2 separate regions of the Mus musculus genome follow, and region 2 is linked to region 1. Evidence: chromatin loops called from intact Hi-C (ENCODE). Cell type or tissue: left cerebral cortex. All regions are shown on one strand.

Region 1 (8,000 bases):
TGCACAGGGAACCCTTATTCTCTTGGAGACAGTGGCTGACTGGGCCATTGCTCTGAACTCACCCTGCTGGGTGGTGCTCGAAGTGACCACGGGTCCAGACTTGCTTTGTGATGGTCACTGTGTCCTTGGCAATGGTAACTGACTATAACAGTGCTGCTGAGGACAGCGATGGTGATGGTGGAGATCTGTGGTGATGGTGATGATGATGTTGGTGTGATGCTTATGATGGTGATGATAACGATGACGATGAAGTTGGTAATGGTGTAGATGATAGTGATGATGGTTATGTTGGTGATGATATTGATGATGATGGCAGTGACGCTGCTGCTGCTGGTGTTGGTGATGATGGCAGTCGCCGGTGAGGCTGGTGGTAGTGATAAGGATCAGGTAATGAACAAGATGGTGGTGATTCTGCTGCCGCCTGTGGCATCATGTCAATAGTCTGTGGGCAGATCTACTGGCCCTTGCGTGGTCACAGGGTGTGAAGTGCTGGCAGGGTGAGAGGAAGCTCCCCAGAGAAGATGGATGACCTCAGCCTCATGGGAGGAGATGGGCGTGGGCAGGGAGGGAGTGGCACTGTGGAGGGCTCTGGGTGAGCTAAGAAAACACAACACATCTGGGGAACCCTGGGCCGTGGTGTTTGGTGTCCCCTGGTGATTTGAGGCCGAGGTGGGGATAGGGCCTGTGTGGATCTTATGAAGCCCCAGGGATGGGAGAGGGGCCAGCCTGACTCATTCTTCTGCCCCAGGAGGAGCCTGCTGTCTCTGCCTGGGGTGGTGATGCTCAAGGGTTCCATGCTCTCCTGCTGCCTCTGAAGGTTTTTGGACACTCAACGATGTGAGGGACTCGAAACCAAGGGCAAGGATGTGAGAAGGAGGCTGAGGCTGCCTGACAGGGTGCAAAGGCTGATCTGAAGCCTGCTCGTGTGAGAAGCTCACCTTGAGCAAAGTCTTGGGTCCTGAGGCCTGAACAATCTGGGCGGGGCAAAATAGGGTGGGGCCATCAGGATGAGAGGCGGAGGTTCCGAGTGTGAGGTCAAGAATCAAGACTGGGTCTCTTTTCCCTGTGGTTTACAACCTGCCCCAACACACACACACACACACACACACACCCCATATACACCATACACACACCACACACACACACTACACACCACACACAAACCATATACACATCACACACATACCTATACACACACACACACACACACACACACACACACACCATATACACCATACACACCACACACACACACACACACACACAGCTCCTTAAAAAGAAGGTTATAAAGGTTAGAGGCATGGCTTAGAGACCAAAACAAACAACCCCCCCCCAAAACCAAGAAACCCTAAGCTTAATTTTAGCCTCACATTTTGTGGGCTGTGTTGCCCTGGGCATCACTGGGTGACCTTCCTATGCCTTAGCCCACTTTCTTACAGAATGGGGTGGCAGTGTGCCCTCCTCCAGTGGTGGCTATAAGGTGTCAGAGGGCTCCCCTGAGCCTATGGCCATTGCCATAAGTGCTCAGAGGATGGAGACCTGCTTTGTTAGTGTGCCCTTCCTTCATGGTCTAGTAAGGAGGGCGAGGGGAATGGAGGAGACACACCACCCAGCAGCCAGGCTCAGGAGAGCTGAGTAACTCAGCGTCAGGGCTCCCTAGGTGTGCACTCCTCTCTCCAGGGAACGGCTCATCAGCCATCACTGAACTAGCCAAGAGGGTGAGGCTTGGGTGAGCCCAGCTGCCAGTTCAATCACTGTCCTGATGCTTGGAGCTCTGGCCACCAGTGGCCCCAGTGTGACCTTCACTGTGGACATGACTGGCCTCTCTAGTCCTGGCTTCCCCCAGGCCTTGCCTTCTTCTTGACCGCAGACCTGTGCCAGCGGAAGCCCAGGCTGGTGAGCAGAGTAAATGAGTAGGGTGTGTGTTGGGGGAGGGGGTAATCAGGAGGCTGTGCTGTGCTCCTGAGAGGGCACGATGGAATCCACGATGTTCCCTCCCCGCTGGATCAGGCTTTAGAACTAGGATAAAGGGAGGGTGGCTCAGGGGGTGGGGCACACACATCCCCAGCCTGGCTGTGCTTACACACCGTGCTTTCCTTGGCCTGATGACACAAACAGCCCCAAGGCCGCTCTGTGTGCAGCATTCTGCTTGTTTCTCTGAAGCTACCTGGGGCTGGAGTCAGGTGGCAGGAGGTGACTGGCTCTGTTTCTGTGGGGCCACAGAATTAGTCCTGGCAGCTGTCCCTTCCCCTCTGTGTGTTGGTGAAGCCCTGTCTCTAGCAGTGTGCCTGAAACACGGGATGCACAGATCAAGGCACCACCAACCACTTTGGGTAACTGTGGCAGCCTCTCTGGACCCACGGTGCCATGGGGAGATGATGTCACTGCAGTATAGCAGGGCTTGAGGTCTGTGTGGCTCTGCCTGGCACGAGGTAAGCACCATCAGTGGCTTGTGATCCTTGTAACTCATGATCTAAGGGGGCATGCTCAGAAGGGGTGAGCCCTATGCCAGATGAGGGGTAGGTTGACAACAACCCCATTCTATAGACAGGCAAGAAGAAGTCCAGGTGGGCACATGGTTCAGCCAGGGTTTTCAAGACAGAAGTGCCCCCAGACTCCTGGCCAACTCCTGGTGAGCTCTACCCTCTCTGGAGTCAGAGTCATGCAGCACTTTCCTAAGTACCATTTGCGTGTCCTAGGGGACATGGAGACCTGAGAATCACTCTCCTGGATCATCAGTAGATGGATCAAGCCGCCCATGAGAATTGCTGAGAACATGGCTCCCACCAAGCCCCATGGACTTGGCAGGAACTCACCATTGCAGTCATTGCTGTCCTGGGTTCCTGCCCTGATGGCAAACCACAGTCAGCAGCTATCTCCTGATTCAGGAAGAAGCCCTGGAAGTTAGGGTCAGCGAAAAGCCCCCATGGAGAGATCTGGGAACTGAAGAGATCACAGAGCTAAGGATGTGGGGAATGGAGTGGTTGTCACAGGCAAAGGCCAGGAGGCTGGACGAGGTGTCAGCCTTGTAGGCACTGTGGCACTACTTCAGACCCTGTATGGGTCACAGTAAGAAACAGAATCCATAGGCTGGGCAGCCAGAGCCTCCACCCCTGGGTCCTTGGCTGGCATCCCTGCCCTACCTTTCTCCCCAAGGTCCTGGAAACCAGGTTTTCCAGAGTAACATCCCTCAGGATCCCTCCAGGGATGGAGTACCTGAGGACCACATGCTTGGGACCTGCTGCCTCCCTGTGGCTCGTTTCCAGGAAAGCTTTGTGGATCCTGCCTCACTCTGCATCAGAAAGATGTTCACCCAGAAAGTGCATCGCTGCTGGGGATGTGCGCCTGTGGGTTACAGGTGACCTCCCCCTCCTATTCCATGGCTTCTGGAGGGCCTGGGGGCAGCCATCACCATGCTTCTGCTAATGAGGCCTCTGTGCATCTTGCCAATACATTCCTGGCCTGGTGATCCAGCCCTGTCACCCAGGAGTCAGGTCCTAGTCCTGCCACTGAGCTGTGGAAGCAGTGGCCAAGCTGAACAGCCTCCCCGAGGTTCATTGTCTGGCTGGTAAATGTGAGGTCTCAGTACGTACATTACTCTTCCAAGGAAGAGAGCCTTAGTGGCTGGTGTCCTAAGGATGCTAGAAACCACACACATGGAAACGGTATAAACCAGCCTTTAAAAATGTATTCATAGCTTCAGAACCTCGTAGCCTAGCTACAGACTCCACCCAGACCTGGTTAGGTGTGTGGGATGAACCCTTCCCCACAACCGTGTCCTAAGATTTGAGGTGAACACGGTCAATTTCTTGGCACCGGTCAGCTACCCTCAGGGCAGCTCATGGTGGGAGAGAGTGATGGATGGTTATTGAATTCAGGTGATTCAAGACAAGCTCCACAGACATACCTGTAGCTTGTCTCCTTTCCAGTCAGTCTGTCATTGAGTCTCCCTTCCCAGATGATTTTGTCGAGCTGGTGATTAAACTAACCAGCACACAGTGAGTGGTAAAGTTATTTCTTCTCTCTCCCCAGTCACATTGGCTGACACGTGGAGTTCAGATGTTTTCCCCAGCTTCAGAGCTGGAACTCTGTCATATACAGGATGGCAGTATGAGAGCCCATGTGGCTTTAACAGGTAGTGATCTGCTTGTCACAGGGGGGTATGCACGCAGGGCTCTGTATGCCAGCAGCGATTCCAGGTAGCCACCACATGCTCCCTGCTTTTACGTGTGTGCCGGGGATCTGAGCTCTTGCTCCTTTCTTATCCACTAGGGCTTTGTCCACTGAATCATTTCTCCAGCCCTCCAATTTCTTTGGCAAAGTCGGTTTGCCAAGTGATGTCCCCTGCCAGCAGTTGCTTACCTGTACCCCTGCCAACACTTTGTAACATAAGGCTGTAGGTTTTCCTTGCTCTAGAGTGGGTGCTGGTGCTGCCGTGAGCCTTGGAGCCTCTCCATGGCTTCTGGCCGCCTACATTCCTCCTCTCTGAAGTACTCAAGTCTTTTGCCTCGTCTGTTATCTGGGGGCAAGGAGAGTCTGTCTTTTGGTTGATTTTAGTGGTGTGGGGATGAAACCCAGAGTCTCAGACACACTAGGCAAGCTCCCTTTACCACTGAGCTGTCCCCCTGGCCAGCTCTGTTCTTTCTCTTTCTTACTGGTTTTTAGAGAGGCTTAGTGTGCTCTGAGCGGAACATGCGTCCTTGGTCACTTGACACTTGACAGATCGCCTTCTGTCTTCTTGCTCTGCCTTCTTACAGAGCCACGAGATGGGCAGAAGCCCTGGACTTGGGTGTGATTAGACGGCTTCACACTTTTCTTCCTGGCAAGTGCTTCCTGTGTCCCGCTGATGGGATCTGTGCTCCCTGGACCCCGGAGATTCTTTCCCTTGCCCAAAAAAGCCTGCTGCTGGCTTTTCAGGCTTGGACACTGGTGTCACTGGAAATGGGGGTACTTGGTGTGAGTGAGCGGGATGTGTGTGGTCCCACTTTGTGTTTTTCCTTGTGGACACTGTTGACAGGCACCGTGGATCTTCTCTGCCATCTTGTCTCCACAAGGGCCTGGGTCAGCCCTAGCCCCTCACTCCACCAGCTCGTTCAGAGTGGGACAGGAGTGTCTTATGTCACCCTAACAACGGGCTTCTTCAGTACCACCTCTGCTCACTGGAACACTTGAGACCAGGGGCTTCTTTTGCACGTAATCTCTCTCTTTCTAACTTCAAAGCCTGACCTGGCACCTGGCTTATGTTGATAGATGTTTCTCGAATAAATGAGTGCACAGGTGGGAGGATTCCAAGCAGTGGGGAGTCTACCATGACCCCTCCCTGGACTATCTGCCTGTATGCGAATCTTTCTGTGGCCTCCTTTTGACCCACGTCACCAACCCCTCACTCCCTAGGTTCCTATTCCACGCTGGACTCTGGACACGTGGCCTGCCCATGCCGCCTCCTGGCTCACCACGCTGCCCACTCTCACTAGTTCCCCGAGACCGAAGGCCAGATGCCTGCCTCCCTGTGCCTTTGACGTGGGTGGGCTCTCTTCCAGCATCTGGAGAGTAAAGATGGGGCAAAAATCTGGGGAAATCCTGCCTTCCTCACGGGCACGTGGTGACTCTGTGGGACTTTTGACACAGTTGCTGGTCCCCAGAACTAGAGCTGGGCATATATGTCCATGACCCAGGGCGGCTCTTGGATGGAAGTAACTGCAGGAAGAGGGAAGAGTCAGCTTTTGCAAAATCCTGCTTCTTCTTCTTTTTTTAATCCTGCATATATACCCTATTCATTTATGGGTTTTGGATGCATTTTTGTTCTCATTTAACTAAAAACGGCCTTGATTTAAAAGAGAGAGAGAGAGAGAGAGAGAGAGAGAGAGAGAGAGAGAGAGAGAGAGAGAGAGAGAGAGAGAAGGGAGTGAGGGGGAGAGCGGAGCTGGCACGTAGCAGGCCCATCTGCTCTAATTACTTGTGGTATTTTGAAAGAAGGGATCTAAACCCGCTGAGACGCTGAACTTAGGGAAGGGGAAGCGGCTTCAGGGCTGCGGGACCTGCGCCCCGGTGGCTGGGCTCAGATACGGATTCTGTGCTTGGCTGGATTGCCTCTCCTGTCAGGGCCGGACCCTGAGACCTAAGGAGGGGACTTGTCTTGTCTCTAGGAGCCAGTTGGGCACTCTACAAGGCTGGACTGAGGACCCAGCCTGCTGTGCCAGTGCCAGCAGCATGGCTGTGGTCAGAACTGTGGCTTTGTGCGACGGCGACACAGAGAGTCTCTGTATCACAGAGAATTCAAAGAGGCCAGATAGATAGATAGATAGAGAGAGACATTGCCTGGCACACAGTTGGAGTCTCATCGTGCTGCTGGCTGGCTGCGGCCACCCAGGGTTGAGAGCACGGATAATAAAGGTTTCTTTTACATAGCTGATAGCTGCAGACAGCACTCTCTGAGCCGAGCACAGAACAGCGAGTGCCTGGTGGCCTCTGGGGGCAAGCTGGGGGTGGGCGCTCATGTCCTCTTTGATGTCCCATTCTCTTACTTTGTACAGTTAAGTAGGCTTGCTGCACAGCCTGGGGCTGGAATGGAGCAGCCTGGGAACACTGTCTGTCTCTGATGGTGCTTAGGGAAAGCCAGTCGGTGTGACAGATGTGTGTCCTACCACAGTCCCCAGGACGATCAGTGAGGTTCCCACTACTCTCTCACTTTAGGGATCAAAGTACTAAGTCTTAGGAAGCAAGCTGACTTGCAATGAAGGAAGTTCCCACAAGGATCAAGGGGAGCTGGATCAGGGAGGGAAGCATGGCGCTCTCAGGACAGCTACAACAAGGTGCTACTAGAATGCCTTTCACCGGGGGAAGAGCATGGTATAGAATCACGTATCATCTGACCAGAATGGGTTCAAGGTCCTGGGTACTAGAGCAAGGAGTCTAGAGTATTGGTCTGAGCATCCTGATGCCCTGAGGGACTGCCCTGAACTGGGCCCCACTACTCTGGCTGTCACAGCGTCAGCTATGGCCGCCTGCTGGTGGGACACAGTGAGTCTTGCTGTATCTATCCATCCCTGCTTATGGCCCTGGCTACATCCCACCTGGCTTCCAGGAGCCCTTGCAGGTGTCTCCTTGTCGGCTAGCTGCTCTGCTGTGTGCAGGCTTGGGACCTTCCATCCGTCCTGTGTGAGTGATGGGCTGGTCCAGGACCTGATGTCCAACTCTTGGTACGACCCTTGCCTTTTCTCTTAACAAAACCTTGACAAACCACATCTGTGGTGCTTTTCTGCTGTGTGAGTGTGTGTGTGTGTGTGTGTGTGTGTGTGTGTGTGTGTGTTAGACTGTCTTTTGACATTAGCGTGTCTATTGTGGTCATGTCTATTGAGACTCAGAGGTCTGGGCAGCTCTGTTAGAAGTCAGAGTCCCGTTTGGTGCATAGCCCAGTGTAGGGGGTTGCCTGCCTCAGTCTGTGAGTGTGCCCAGCAGGAGCCACCTGATGCTCGTGTCTTGGCTTGGGGCATCCTGAGTGAGAACTAGGGACTTGTTGCTGGACGTCTAGGCTCTGCAGTCTCTGGTAGAGGAGCCTGGACTGGAGTCAGGGTGTGAGCTTTGTGGTCTATTTTTATTGAAGCCCTTGGGGGCCCAGCTTGAGGAAGGTTTGTTGAAAGCCCAGTCCTTTCCTGGCTTGGTGGCATCTTGCTGTCTTACTAATGTTAAGGTCCATCCCACTGAAGTCCCCATACAGCATCTGTCATGAGCTGTCCTGGATCTTTGGGTAGCTTTATGAGGTTACGGCCTTCATAGCTTGTTCAGGCAACTGAAGCAGACTTCCTCTCCTCAGGACCCAGACAGGCCCTGAGTGGCTTCCCTCGACCTGCTCTGTTTGTTCTGTGTCCTCAGGGGACAGAGAGGACTATGCTATCTTGTGTTACCAGTGAGTTGGGGATGTACAGGGATGCTGAAAGGACTGGCTGTGATCTCAGACCTGGGAGGAGGCAGGCATGTGGGTCACTCTACTGGGGCGTGTT
Region 2 (8,000 bases), 160 kb after region 1:
ACTGAGCCTGCTCAGAGGGGAGCCAGAGCACACCTTCAGCCTGTTTTGACCACTCCCCTTGTTTCTCTATTTACCCACTGACAGCCTGTGTCCCAGGCTTACCTCTTGTGTGGAATATGGCCCTGGTCTAGTCTAAAGTGATGTCCTGGGAGCTCAGAACTTCCTGGGCTGAACAGGCTGTAACTGTTGCCCAGAAAGCCCTTCCCTTGCCCTCTGCTCTCCAACGAGCAGGCTTTGCTTTTCTGTTGCCTTGGGAAAATATTCGGACCAAAAGCTACTTAAAGAGGAAAGGGTTTATCTCAGTCTCTATTTCCAGGTCCCAGTCCATCATTGAGGGAAGTCAGGGCAGGAACTGAAGCAGAACCACAGGGAAAAATGCTTACTGGCTTGCTCTCTGGATCATGCTCAGCTGCCTAGGGATGGTGCCGCCCACAGTGGACTGCGTCTTCCCATGTCAGTTATCAGCTAAGACGACTGCTCACAGACATAGCCACCGGCTGATCTGATTCAGACAATTCCTCCATTGAGGTTCCCTCTTCCCAAGTGGCTCTAGGTTGTGCCAAGTTAACAATTAAAAACTAACAAGGGATTTTAGGAAAAGGAATCAAACTTACAAAAAAAAAATGTATTTTTATTAGTTTAAGGAAAAACTAACAAGGGCAGTCTGGTACCTTCGCTCCAACTTTCCTAACCATCCTCCAGTTAGTCACTGTTCCCTGATACTGACCTTGGGTTACTCTGTTTGCCCCCCTTGGGAGAAGAAGGACCATGGCCACCCCCTGCCTGACTCGGTTCTGTTCTAGCCTTTCATAAGTCCCTGGAGTTCTTGGAGGAGGAGGGAGGAGGAGAAGGAGGAGGAGGTACAAATTACAAAAGCGGGGGTGCTGATCCTAGCTGCCCCATCCACACCCAGCATACTTCTCAGAAAGGAAGAGTGTAGACCTCATATCTGCCCCAACACTCACCTTCCTCTGGCTTACCTCTGTGCTGGCCTCCCTCCCTAATGGAAACCTAACTTCCATGTAGGTATGGGAGCCACTGCCCACCGCCCAGTTTGACATACCTGCAAGCTAAACTTGACTTTAGAATTTTTAGACAGTTGTGAGAAAATCAAAAGAAGAATCTTCATGCATGTCATGTGAAGTAACGTGAATTTCAAATTTCGGTATTCACAAACAGATGTGAAGGACTCAGCCATGTCCGTTCATTTCCATATTGCTGGGGCGGCTTTTCCCCACCAGGACCCAGGCAGCAGACAGGAAAGATCCTGGGAACACAAAGACCAGGTACTGTGCAGAGTAAGACCACTGGACACTCTGTTCTCCTTCCCACACCTCTCTTGCAGAGTAGTGAAGCTATTTTGGGGAAGATGCAGCTACAGAGAGTATAAAACATTTAAGCAGACAGCTGAAAGGCAAGTATGGTAGCGTTCCAGGGGCTGAGGCAGTGGAGTGCCACAAGTTTGAGATCAGCCTGGGGTATGTACTATCTTAAGAAAGAAAGAAAGAAAGAAAGAAAGAAAGAGAGAGAGAGGGAGGGAGGGAGGGAGGGAGGGAGGGAGGGAGGGAGGGAGGGGAGAGGGGAGAGGGGAGAGGGGAGGGGGGAGGAGAGGAGAGGAGAGGAGAGGAGAGGAGAGGAGAGGAGAGGAGAGGAGAGGAGAGGAGAGGAGAGGAGAGGAGAGGAGAGGAGAGGAGAACAGAGGAGAACAGAAGAGAACAGAAGAGAACAGAAGAGAAGAGAACAGAAGAGAAGAGAAGGGAAAGAAAGAAAAAAAAACAAAAAACAAAAACAGACAAACAAAAGACCAAGCAGTAATATTTTTGCCACTCTCGGGGGTCCACACCTGTAATCACAGTACTTGGAAGGTACAGCCAGGAGAGCCAGCATTTCATGGGCTATGAAGAAGAAAGACCCAAACATCACTAGTTACAACTTGAAGTCAAGAGTGTGGAAGGTAGATATCCACCTGTGAGGTTGTACCCAGATGCTATCCCCCACTGTTCCCTTCTCACCACTCATTGTCCCATCCCCTGGGAACAGACCTCTTCCCAGCTCCTCCTTAGCTCGCTGAGGCCTTTGCAAAGCAGCATGCAATCAATGGGCCTGAGTTTGTGCTGACCAATAATTTTTCCCCCAAAGGAACAGAATTTAAAGTGCCATATCCTATAAAGCACTTAGATGACTTTTAAGCAGTCAAAGGAGCTGTGGTGGGAACTGCTGATCAGGGTGAAAGGCTCAAGACAAGGTGCTAAGTGACCAAGTAGCATGCTCTCACATTAAGGAACAGAAACCGTCTGGTCTGGACCAGTAAGACACTGTTCAACCCCCCCCCCCCCCATCTAACACAGCAGAAGCCTAGAGGAGAAGAAAGGTTGGAGCGGATGAATGGTGGCTGGTGTGTGAGTTACTTGTCTCGAGGCTACAATAAAACGTCTGACAAACAATGCAGGGAAGGAAATGCTTATTCTGAGCCACAGTGGAAGGTGAGGAAAGTGTGAGGATGCTGGTCACACTGTACCTCTGAGAAGCAGGAGGGCATGAATGTTGGTGATTGGCTGTCTCCTTTCCATTCAGTCCAGGACCCCAGTCCACCGGATGATGCTGCCCACAGTCAAGGTCTTCCTGCCTCATTAATCTAATCCAGACAGGAGCTCATAGGCAGGCAGGCCCATAGGTTATTCCCCAGGTGATACCAGATCCTGTAACGCGCATAACCAATAGTAACCACTAGAGATAGTCAAGGGGGTGGGTAGTGGCTATGTAGGCATAGAGGCGGACAGATTGGTGGGTAATGGCTGGCTGGCTGGACAGATAAATGATGGCTGGGTGGTAGCTGGGGTATGTAGGCATATAGTGTGTAAGTGGATGGATTGGTGGATAATGGTTGGCTGGCTAGACAGATGAATTACAGATAGATGGTGAAGTGGGTAAATAGGTGGATAGGTGGCTAATTGGCTGGCTGGATAGATGTATGGGTAATGGATAGATATGTAGATATATTAATAGAGGAATCTATTGGTGAAGGGACTGATAGGTAAATCTGACTATATGTATGTATTACATATGGATATATAGGTATATAGGTGAATAATTGGTTAGATTAATGGATTGTGGCTAAATTAATAGATAATGGCTGTTTAGTTAGCTGTTGGACAGATGATGGATAAGTGGAGGATGGATGACAGATGAGTGTATGGGTAGGCGGATGGACAGATGGACTGGTAGCTGGGACGATGGACAATGGCTGACTATATGTATGTATGTGTGCATGTATGTATGTTTGTATGTGCATGTATGTATATACGTATGTATTATGGCTTAGGTAGGTAGATAGGTGAACAGATGGATTTGTGGGTAGATTAATAGTGGCTAGCTGCCTGGCTGGCTGGCTGGCTGATGGATGGGTGTGTGGGTGGAATGACAGGTAATGGCTGGCTGACTAGATAAATGGAGGATGGATGGATGATATACAGGCAAGTGGATGTACTGGTGGATAATGGTTGGCTGGCTGGCTGACTGGCCAGATGGATGGATGAGTGAATGGGTGGGTGATGGGCAGGTGATTGAGACACACATAAGGTATAATCTGGGTGATCTAAGGGGATCTTGGAGAGGTGTGTGGCAGACAGGCGTTTTACTTCCATTACGGGGATCTGCCCAGCATCCTCTGGTAGAGGAACTGAGGGAAGGTCTGGAAGAGGGGCCCAGTAATGCAATCTGTCTCCCTGGTGTGGACGGTATGTGCACACCTGAAGTCTCTGGGTTGAGCAGACACCAGGAAAGGTGGCAATCTGTGCTGTGCTGCTCCTCTGGGACTGCAGGTCACATGAGGGTACCAAGCATCAGGGGCATATAGGGTACACCACCAGGCATGGGAGGTGAGGAGGTCAGAGAGGACAGGATTAGGCACCCACACTATTTTGAGGCTCCCCAAACAAGACCTGAGAACACGAGGAACACATGTGAGAGACAGGACAGGCAGAAGCCAGCCCAGGAGGGCATCCTGAGCTGCTATGTGACCGAGACCTCTAACTCCAGGGCCTGCACTGGCCTGGCTTTTGCCTCCATGTGATCCTGCCAAAGGCATCCCTCAGTGACAGAAAGGGGAGCTCTGTGTGGGCCTGCAGAGCAGCGTGAGGAGGAAAATCCAACTGCTTCCTATTTGTCCCCCACTGAGCTGCGACAGTTCCATAAACTGCCTGCAGTGGATGCGTTATTACTCGTTATTACTCTGCGGGGCTTTGTTCCAAATGCTTTGTACACAGTATGAGCTCTGGGAAGAAAAGCCGCAAGCCCAAATAAATACGGCCACCCAGACTTTAGTGTGTGTGAGTGTATGAGTATGAGTGTGTGTGTGTGAGAGAGAGAGAGACAGAGAGACAGAGAGAGAGAGACAGAGAGAGACACACACAGAGAGAGAGAGAGAGAGAGAGAGAGAGAGAGAGAGAGTGACAGACAGACAGACAGAGAAGAGGTATGGAGAGGCCAGAGGACACCTCAAAGTGTCACTACGCAGGAGCCATTCATTTTGGACTTTGAGAAAGGGCCTCTCACTGGCCTGGGACTAGCAGGCCCATGAGCCTGAAGGATCCACCTATCTCTGCTTGGCCAGGACTGGGTCTACACGCACATATCATCCAACCTAGCTGTAAGCACCCAGACTTTCAGGGGCAGAGAACAGAAACTTTGCTTTCTGAAGCCTCGACTCACTCTACCAGCCTGGTTATGAGGAGGCCATTCTAGAACAACACTGGAGACTACTGAATCCTTCCCAGCTCTCTGACCTCCTGGCCAACAGGTCCCTCTGCTGGAGACACCTCCTCCTGCCTAGCTCTGACAGAAGGGGGTCAAGAACTGCATACAAAGAAGCACGGAGGCACACACACACACACATACACACACACACTCATAAGCATGGGCGTGAGGGGACAGCCTGCAGTCTGAGCCCCACAGCAGGGAGCTGCTACTACCCCAATCTTGGCTCTCTGCAGAGTGCAAGAGAGTGCTCAGCAGCCACTGCTGTCTGTCTGCCACCTTTCTGTCACCGCCACCAAACTCGTTTCAAATTGAACAAGTGAACATTTTGAAATGAGACTCCACTCCACCCCACCCCCCCCCCCAACAAAAAAAAAGGATGCCTCTCACAATAAACACATCAATGCTCATTTTCCTTATTATTCTACTTTTGGCTATTTTGTATAAAATCTTTAATTAAAGTTTTTCTTTGAAATTGTCATTATCAACCCAGAAGAAAGGACGGGGGAAGAAAGAAACAACACAGCTGTGCAGCTATGAAGCGCTACTCGGGGCGAAATGAACTGGAACGGAGTAGGCGCTTGACTGTTATGTTCGGAGTTTTGGCTCCACGTTCTCAGCCACGCAGTCTGACTTGTCACTTTATATGGGTTCCATCTGTTTACACTCTGAGGAGTATTGGCTTCCCACCGTGAACATTTCCTATTTACCAGCTGGTAGAGATGAGCCAAACCAGATAGGAAAAAATTAGACCGCATTCAGAGCCTCATAAACACAGACTCTCGACTCAGGGACGTGCGCGCGGGGGAGCAGCGGCCGGCCAGGCATCGCTCACCTCTAACAAAGCCCTCCTCTCTCCCTGCCTGTCTGCCTGAGTCCCTGGGCTCTGCTCACTCTGGCGATCACTCCCTCCTCCCTCCTCCCTCCTCCCTCCTTCCTCCCCCCACCCCCTCGCCCCACCCCCCACCGTGGGCCCAACACGTTGCATACCCTGATTCTACCCAAACTGAACAAGCTTACATAAAAAGACATCTGAATGGGATCCACGGAAATGGAGAAAAGAGAGCAGACAAAAAGAGAAACGCAAATCAACGAAACCCAGAAGTTGCAGCTCCTCAGATGGAACAAAGACCTGGTTCTGGGTGTCCCCATAGAGGTATAAGGAGGGAGGCTGGAGGCCATGCACTCTGCAGCCACGCACAGAGCCTGCACTTCATCTCCATTGCTAAGGCATTCACCCAAGACGATGGCTTGGAAGACCCATGACAAGAAGCCCACGCCTGTCTACCGAGGGACTCCAGGGTGCCAGGTCCCCAGGAAACATTCCCCCTTTCTCTTCTCTTTCTCTTCCTTCTCCTTCTTTTAAAAGGTTGTTGCTGTTGTTTTTGTTGTTGTTGATGATGATGATGTTAAAACACAGTCTCATTATGTAACCCTTGGCAGGCTTGTAAGTTGTAATAGAGACCTGACCTTGAACTAACAGCAATCCCCCTGTCTCTGCCTCCTGAGCCCTGGCATTAAAAGCAAGCACCACTATGCCTGGTTTCCTTTCTCACCATGCCTACATTTAGGGTAGTATCTCTACCCAGGCAGAGAACCCCAGCTCATTCAGGACACAGCTTCACAGCATGGCAGACTGGGCTGCCACCATACTGGCATCCACTCTTGGCAGCGTGTCATTGGAGAAGGCTCTGCTCAGAAGCAAGCAAGCACACCCAAGGGGGCTCTCGGGAAAAGTTTGCTGATGGGGCCAGCACTGGGTGCTGCCAAGACTTGAGCCAGTCTAACGTCCTGAATATGAGAAGTTCTGAATCCTGTCAAGAACAGACAAGGACAAGCCCTGTCACCTCCCCCAGCATGTCCAAGCAGTTCCTCTGCCTGCCAGCTCCTGGGCAGCACACAGAAAGCAAGAGTGATGCCCAGGCAATGCCTGGGTCTCTGCAGTGATGTTTGTGTCTCTGGAGAAATGCCTGGGTCTCTACAGTGATGCCTGGGTCTCTGCAGTGATGCTTGAGTCTCTGGAGAGATGCCTGGATCTCTGCAGTGATACCTATGTCTCTGCAGAGATGCCTGGGTCTCTATGGTGATGTTGGGTATATACAGAGATGCCTGGGTCTCTGCAGTGATGTTGGGTCTCTGCAGAGATGCCTGAGTCTTTGCAGAGATGCCTGGATCTCTGCAGTGATTCCTGGGTCTCTACAGTGATGTTGAGTCTCTGCAGTGATTCCTGGGTCTCTGCAGTGATGTTGGGTCTCTGCAGAGATGCCTGAGTCTATACAGTGATGTTGGGTCTCTGCAGAGATGCCTGGGTCTCTGCAGAGATGCCTGGGTCTCTGGAATGATGTTGGGTCTCTGCAGTGATGTTGGGTCTCTGTAGCAGTTTCTTGAGCTGCACCTTGCCAATGTCACCATGAACTCATAAGACTCAGACAAACCTCCGTGAAGAAAGAAAATATGGCAGACTCAGGGGACTGAGCCATGGACCAGGTAAGAGCTAGTCATGGGGGATGAAGGGCAGGAAAGGCATGGTGGGGCCCTGTATCTAGCATAGGGAGCTGGATGGACAAGATGAAGGACATGGAGAATGGTGTAGAATAGCTGGTGCATGATCCTAGGTTCACCCAGGGCACACTGGGCTGGGAATGCCTTTGTCGTCTCCCTTTAGCCCCATGGATACTTTTTTTCTAGATAAATGTTCCAGGTAACGTCTCCAAACCACAGTCTTCCTTGCTACCTTCTTCCTGTTTGTTCAGGCTGAGGAGCCTGTGGTAAGTAGAGGGTCATGGAGTCTTACTCTTCTTCAGGCCAGGCACCCAGTGGTAGTGGTCTTTTTCCCTCTGGCAAACCCACAAAACCCACTGTCCTTGTCCCCAGGCTAGCTTTCACATACCAACAGACACTGCTTTATTCAAAACTAAATCTTATTCAAGCTGATGTGGTGACCAGCGGGGGGGGGGGGGGGGGACAGAATAATACCCCTCATCAAGGAAATTTCTCTTTGCAAAGGACACTTCAGAAAGCCAGAACCAATCAAAATGCAGAGTTGTGGAGCCCAGTTCTAATTGACATATCCACAGAGCAATTCCTGCACCCAAGGCTCAGGGACATTATGGAAGAGGGGGCAGGAGGAGTGTAAGGGCCAGAGGACTGGAGAGTTTGCTGTGAGACTGTGTCTCCTTGGAAGGTCAGATGCTACACCCATAAAGTTTCACCAACATGATTGCCTGGACACAAGCCAAACAAGG

The links. Peaks named below come from ENCODE experiments on the same cell type or tissue, not always from the same donor. Only the 100,000 strongest peaks of a DNase experiment are listed, where the experiment ranks them.
Region 2: it touches region 1 in a loop (2.2-fold over the local background); 6 of 42 quality-filtered maps call a loop at or near these places.

Annotation. Positions count from the first base shown.
Region 1 is chr15:83,837,101-83,845,100 of GRCm38, forward strand. All of the region lies in intron 4 of Mpped1 (metallophosphoesterase domain containing 1), which reads left to right. Gm41370 (a long non-coding RNA gene) reads right to left here. Exons shown (of 7, transcript XR_003951468.1): 5 at 63-364. Among named protein-coding and RNA genes, the nearest start is that of Gm52172, 4.8 kb to the left of the region's middle. In left cerebral cortex, no CTCF peak of the experiment used is centred here; DNase peaks (open chromatin) are centred at 4,073, 4,396, 5,534 and 6,226; H3K27ac peaks cover 5,943 bases.
Region 2 is chr15:83,992,843-84,000,842 of GRCm38, forward strand. All of the region lies in intron 6 of Efcab6 (EF-hand calcium binding domain 6), which reads right to left. Among named protein-coding and RNA genes, the nearest start is that of Efcab6, 69 kb to the right of the region's middle. In left cerebral cortex, CTCF peaks have their summits at 4,177 and 4,830 (motif pointing left); DNase peaks (open chromatin) are centred at 4,170, 5,006, 5,390 and 5,824; H3K27ac peaks cover 336 bases.